Linked DNA regions of Homo sapiens: region 2 is linked to region 1. Evidence: chromatin contacts called from ENCODE Hi-C or POLR2A ChIA-PET data. All regions are on one chromosome and are shown on one strand. Each heading gives the region's core, a stretch centred on a gene start or an enhancer-like site at or near the end of the contact. The rest is flanking DNA. Distances are from core to core; before and after follow the strand shown. Region 1 has its middle 58 kb from the start of RPS23. Region 2 has its middle 70 kb from the start of VCAN.

The links. A loop is a pair of places that touch in the nucleus more often than their neighbours do. ChIA-PET counts read pairs that join two places held with the same protein, here RNA polymerase II (POLR2A).
Region 2: a map of cardiac septum shows a loop between it and region 1 (2.4-fold over the local background). The contact joins two enhancer-like sites. A Hi-C loop is called at or near these places in 1 of 168 maps with a recorded cell type or tissue (cardiac septum). POLR2A ChIA-PET finds 5 or more read pairs at or near these places in 1 of 52 experiments (CD4-positive, alpha-beta T cell).

Annotation. Positions count from the first base shown.
Region 1 is chr5:82,334,605-82,337,405 of GRCh38, reverse strand. No RefSeq gene overlaps it. Among named protein-coding and RNA genes, the nearest start is that of RPS23, 58 kb to the right of the region's middle. Within about 2 kb of position 1,390, at least 4 of the 41 ENCODE cell types and tissues checked have a DNase peak (open chromatin) inside an H3K27ac peak, as active enhancers do.
Region 2 is chr5:83,400,176-83,402,976 of GRCh38, reverse strand. No RefSeq gene overlaps it. Among named protein-coding and RNA genes, the nearest start is that of VCAN, 70 kb to the left of the region's middle. Within about 2 kb of position 1,441, at least 2 of the 41 ENCODE cell types and tissues checked have a DNase peak (open chromatin) inside an H3K27ac peak, as active enhancers do.

The DNA of each region.
Region 1 (2,801 bases), core at 141-2,640:
AAAAAGCTTTGAAAATGCAATAAGAAAGAAAAGTCAGTCATTATTACAAATTAAATGTGTCTATTGTCTCATCTTTGGGTCCAGCCTGATTTTTATTTTTACATCTTCTAGAAAAAGTCATTGTAATTATTGCTAATTCCTAGCAGCCTGCCCTATGAATTTCTTATAGTTTGTGTGCACAAAGGAAAGGAAAAAGGAAAGGAAGGGAGGGAGGGAAAGAGGAAGAAATAAAGGACTGGCAACATATGATGCATTTCATGAGTTATAAGTGATTGGACTGCGTATAGGGCTTTATCACTGGACTGTGTGTTTGAAAATCAGAAGTAAGATGAAAAATATAGGGGAAAGCTGAGTAAAGACTTATAAAAGACAAATAAGAATGGTTTATTTCAGGGTATAATTATTCTCATGGAATGAACTGAAATGGAATTTTAGATGGAAGGAGTAGGTAGATCCCAGATAGTTAATATTAATTTTTTTTTTTAGTTTCCACACTGTATTTCAAACCAGTTTTAAACTGCCCACACTATTTGATTTCATGTTTCATCATTTGCTGAGTTTAATCATTTCCATAAAGGAAGCAACAAATGATGGCCAAATGAAAACAGAAACTTCAAGAGCTGGGACATCATTAGTTAGTGAGGAGCCCAGCTTCTTCCCAGGAAGCCTGCTCAGCTATGGGTTCCAGACAGAGTAAGAATCTCTCCTGAACTTACACAACCTTAAGTCAAGAATGAAAAGTGGCTAATAGGAGAGAGACAGATGAAAAAGGATGAGCTCTCACTAACTACTCTGCCAAGGTTTTTACAGGAAGCAGCAATAAGGGTTTCATGTATTTCACACTTTTCTCTAGTATGGATTTTACCAAATTTCAGTAAAGACACATGGCAATATTTCTTTCTGGGCATTAACTTAAACCTATTTTTCAATTCTTATTTTTAGACATCAATTCCTGTGGTTGGCATTACAGAAGTGTTTCTGGAACGTGGCCATGTTGCCAATGATTTTTAATGGATGCCAAAGAAGAAAAAGCATTCTAGCTTGGAAGAAATACTTTAGGCCGGAGAAGAAAGCGCAAGGCAGTCTAAATGCAAACCATTTATGTTAAACAAATGCAGCCATGCTGAAACAATAGAGTCAGTGCCTTAGTCAAAGAATACTGTGACATGCTTATGGATATGGAGACTTGTATAAGAAATATAAAAATGATCTTTTTTGGTACTGGGGAAAATTAGGATATTTGCCTCAAATATTATGCTGTGGGTTGAGACCCATTCCTAGAAAAGTTAGAAAGCTTTTTTTCCTTGCCAATCTAAAACAGACACACGAATAAGAATAGCTGGGGTGAGCAGGCCTTGGACATTTAGGCACGTGGGCATGGCATGAGTCATGGGAACATGACAAAAGGAAATCCAAAGACCTGGGGTCTTGTCCCAGATCTGTCATTTGCTAAATATGAACCATGAGTCAGTACTCATCTAAGCTTCTATTTCTCATTAATAAGAATGGGATGATTTTTATACTTGCCCACTCAGGGTCCTTAAGAAAGGGGTTCTAGGCCGGGTGCGGTGGCTCACGCCTGTAATCCCAGCAATTTAGGGGGCTGAGACGGACGGATCACCTGAGGTCAGGAGTTTAAGACCAGCCTGGCCAACACAGGGAAACCTCGTCTCTACTAAAAATACAAAAATCAGCTGGGCATGGTGGATCATGCCTATAATCCCAGCTACTTGAGAGGCTGAGGCAGGAGAATCACTTGAATGCGGGAGACGGAGGTTCCAGTGAGCCGAGATCCTGCCACTGCACTCCAGCCTGGGCAACAGAGCAAGACGCTGTCTCAAAAAAAAAGAAAAAAGAAAGAAAAGGAGATCCAGTACCATATCAATGGCAAACCAGTAATATATTTTGGGACTAATAATAAGCCCTCATAAATTGAACCTCTTAAGAAATAAACATGTCTTTCTGGCTTAAAGAAGCAAAACAGAGCTTCGGCTTTCCAGCAACTTTTAGTAGAACAAGTGGGAGAGATGTCAGACAGTACTAACATTTAAGAACTGCAAAATATTAAGAATGAATGTTTAATGTGAGTGTTGGTCAGAGTTAATGTCAATCTTTTTGGTGCCCAAGGCACTGACAGTCAGTTCAGCATCTAGTCATGCCTAAAGGCACTTTGAGTCTAATGCAGCCTCACTCGATACCACCTTATAGGTGATGTGGAAAGTCTAACAAGGCTCAGTCTGGATTTTTCTCAGGCTCCATCCTCCTCAGTCTCACTTTGACAAAGCTCTTGAAAAAAGTTCAGCTTATCTGACTCCAACAGGGTGTTGAGTTTCTTGTGTCAGAGCTCTCGAAATAAGGAACTATTCTTAGCTGGGTTTACTTGGGAAATATTTAGCTGTGGTTGTTAGCTATTCTAGGAATGAGACTGGCTTTGGATGGAATCAGGTTGGCGTCTCCACTAGAAGAATGTCTGTTCGTTGAGGAAGAGAGCATGGGGATTGTAACTTCAGTTTGAATGTTTTAAACTATCTTGTGGGTAAATAGAAGTTCCTGCAACCCAGTTCCTCAGCATAACTCATCCATGGCTCTGTGCTTACTTACAAAAGGTGAGGCAAACTTGCAGTCAGCATGACCCTAACTACCATGTCGGTTGGTTATGTTTACTATCTTATCCACTAATGAAAGACAAGATTCTTAGGTGCAACGAAAGTCACCGACCTCCTGAAACATACCCTAAACATCTCCAGAAGCAGTTTACCATAATTCCTGGCACTCAATACTGGCATCAGTGCATGGCCTAC
Region 2 (2,801 bases), core at 192-2,691, 1.1 Mb before region 1:
ATTGGATGTATTGATGGCTAATCCTCATTCTACCCTTTCTTTGGGGACCACAGTCTAAAGTTATAGTATTCAACTATTTTGAAACAAAAATAAATAGTTTTTATGTGAAAACTGAAAAAATTATTTTTTGATTGGGAGGGTGACAAAAATAATATCGATGATGCTAATGATGATCATGGCTAATATGTATTGATTACTCAATATGTGCCAAGCACTACTCTACATGTTTTTACGTGTATCAATACAAAGTAATAGTAGCTATCTCACAAGGTTATCATGAGGATTAAATTGATTTACTCTTTTTAATCAACTCTAATGGGATAGATACTATTATTATCTTCATTTTATGGTTGAGAAGACTGAGGCACGAAGAGGTTGAGGAACTTGCCCAAAGACACACAGTTAATAAAATCCAGTAGTCTGTCTCCAGAGTCTAAATTTTTAACCTTGACCCTTGACTAATCATTGATGATCAGCTATGTGTTTCTATTATCATGAAAGCAAGGTGGATGCTTCCAAAGCAAACACAATAAGAAATGCTAAATGCTTTAATGAAGTGAGCCACCCATTATAAGTCATTTTGCTGTCCTAACATGCTCATAGTTTCCTAACTTCAGAGCATTTTTCTGATGGTTTGGAGCTAGTTTATATTACTCAGCACAAATATTGAAAATAATGATTTCAGAGTATTTTAAATTTTCATGTTTCTGTAGTTTATATAGTGCTAAATGTATCTGAAAAAATTAGTCGATTTTATTTTTAATAAAATAAAATTTAAAAAAATCTGAGCAGCTAATAGCAGTACATTTTGCTAAGATAACATCAATGAGACCAAAAAAAGACAGTCTACAGTAGGAACATGAGTGTCTTAGTGGTGGAGAAAGCTGTGGTGGGATCATTTCATTGACAGAATTTAAGGGATTGACACCAGAGCTTGAAGAGGAAGTCAAAAGTAAGCCAAGAGCCAGGTTTACAAGCTGATCACAGTGTTACCCAGAGGATAGGAGTGGATTGCAGTCTGTTATGCTACTCTGTAATGAGAACTTTACCCTTTCCTTCCCAGGGACCAAAGAAATGATACTTTGTCCCTTTGATGTTTGATGTCCTAAATTATTTGAAGCCTCCCATGTAAATACAGTGCATAAAATTAGTTGGTTTTTTGTTTTTGGTTTTGGTTTATTTTTTAGCAGAGAAGGCCAGTGCTCACAAATTCACCATGATTGTCCTTTTTTCCACATTTCCTAACCTCTTAACATTCTGACTAATGATTTGTTGGCAGAAGCCATGTGCCTGGCCTCTAACAGCCTCTCTTGAGATCCTCTATTCTCTCTCTCTTTTTTCATCTACCTGCTAGATGATAATAAAAAGCCTTGTGTTGAAAATGGAAGTAAACTAGGTTCTCTAATGAATTGATGGGGGCAGGGCCCCCTTGACAAGCTGCATCAGACAGGAACAAGAGCAAGAAGTAAGATTTCATCACATTAGGCCACTGAGATTTTTACAGCAAAGAAAACTCCCCTCAAACAAAGCTTTTTATAGCAGCTGCAACGACTTACCCTGACTAAAACAGTGCTGGAGTCTCAACACTGGTGCAAATGCTTTACTGAAATAAAAGGTGGTGGTTGGTGTTTAGTGATGTAAATTGAGAAAATGTGTGTATGATTTGCACACGTGGCTTCCTCTGCAAAAGCCAGGCTGATTTTAAGAGCTATGACTGTTCCCAGCAACCACTCTGGCAGAGCAGAACATGCAGTCAGACCAGGAACTAACAAACCTGTTGCCCTCCCCTCAAACATAAGAAGGACCTGGGACTCCTCAAGGGCTCACATCGTGGGATCTAGGTAAAGTCCCTGAGTTTAAATTCTGCCTTTCACTCTCAGTTGCTGTGTCACTTAGCAATTTGATTAAAAGATGTGCCCATCTTTCTTACCTGTTAAGTCAGGAAGTAGTACCTAGAGTTATTTTGAGGATTAAAAAGTTTATCAATATAAAGCACTTAAAACAATGTCTGGCATAGGGTACATGCTCAGTCTATGTTAGCTATTTGTATTGTTATCATTAGCATTTGTATCATAATACTTGAGTCATTCCCCTTCCCTTTCCTGGAGTGCTAAGATTTATAACTCTTAGCTATTTTCTAGGCGAGGGGCACGCTCTCCTTTTTCCCCATTGTGTAGGGATGCTGGAGGCAGTAATAAGGATTTTCTTTGCGACAATCCTTTTTTTGGAGTTTGTACTTGTATTTTCTGAGTTTTCACTCAGTCAGTGGGAAAGAATATTCTCTTGTTTTTACCTTCAGATGTACAAGAAAGAAAACTTCCAAATTTAAATTAGTACTAAAACATTCACGAGGCAACAATAACCTGGAGATGAGGTCTTCTTTTCCCACAGCTGAGAGAGCATGTTTCCAAGGCATGAATCTGAACCCCAGCTCTCTATTGCCTAAGCCTACCCAGGCTTTGCCGTATATTTCAATGTGGCTGAGTTATAATTGGAAAGTCCAGGTCAGCATTCATTGCACAAATGGGTAACTCCATCATGAGCTAAGATTTCAGTTGAGTGGTGGAATTTATACTGAATTTTTCACACAAAAATATGCTTAATGTCTTTTTTTCTTCCAAATTTGGCAACGGTTAATATATAATGCGGAGAAGGACATTTTTGCCTTTCTCTTTCATAGGACACTTCATCATGGTGGCAGCTAGATCCTCTTGTGAAGGCAAGAATGTAATTATCTGCCAGAGTTTATCAGCTCTATTTCTCTCCATTTCAAAAGCCTGTTGACTATCCATAAGTTTTTA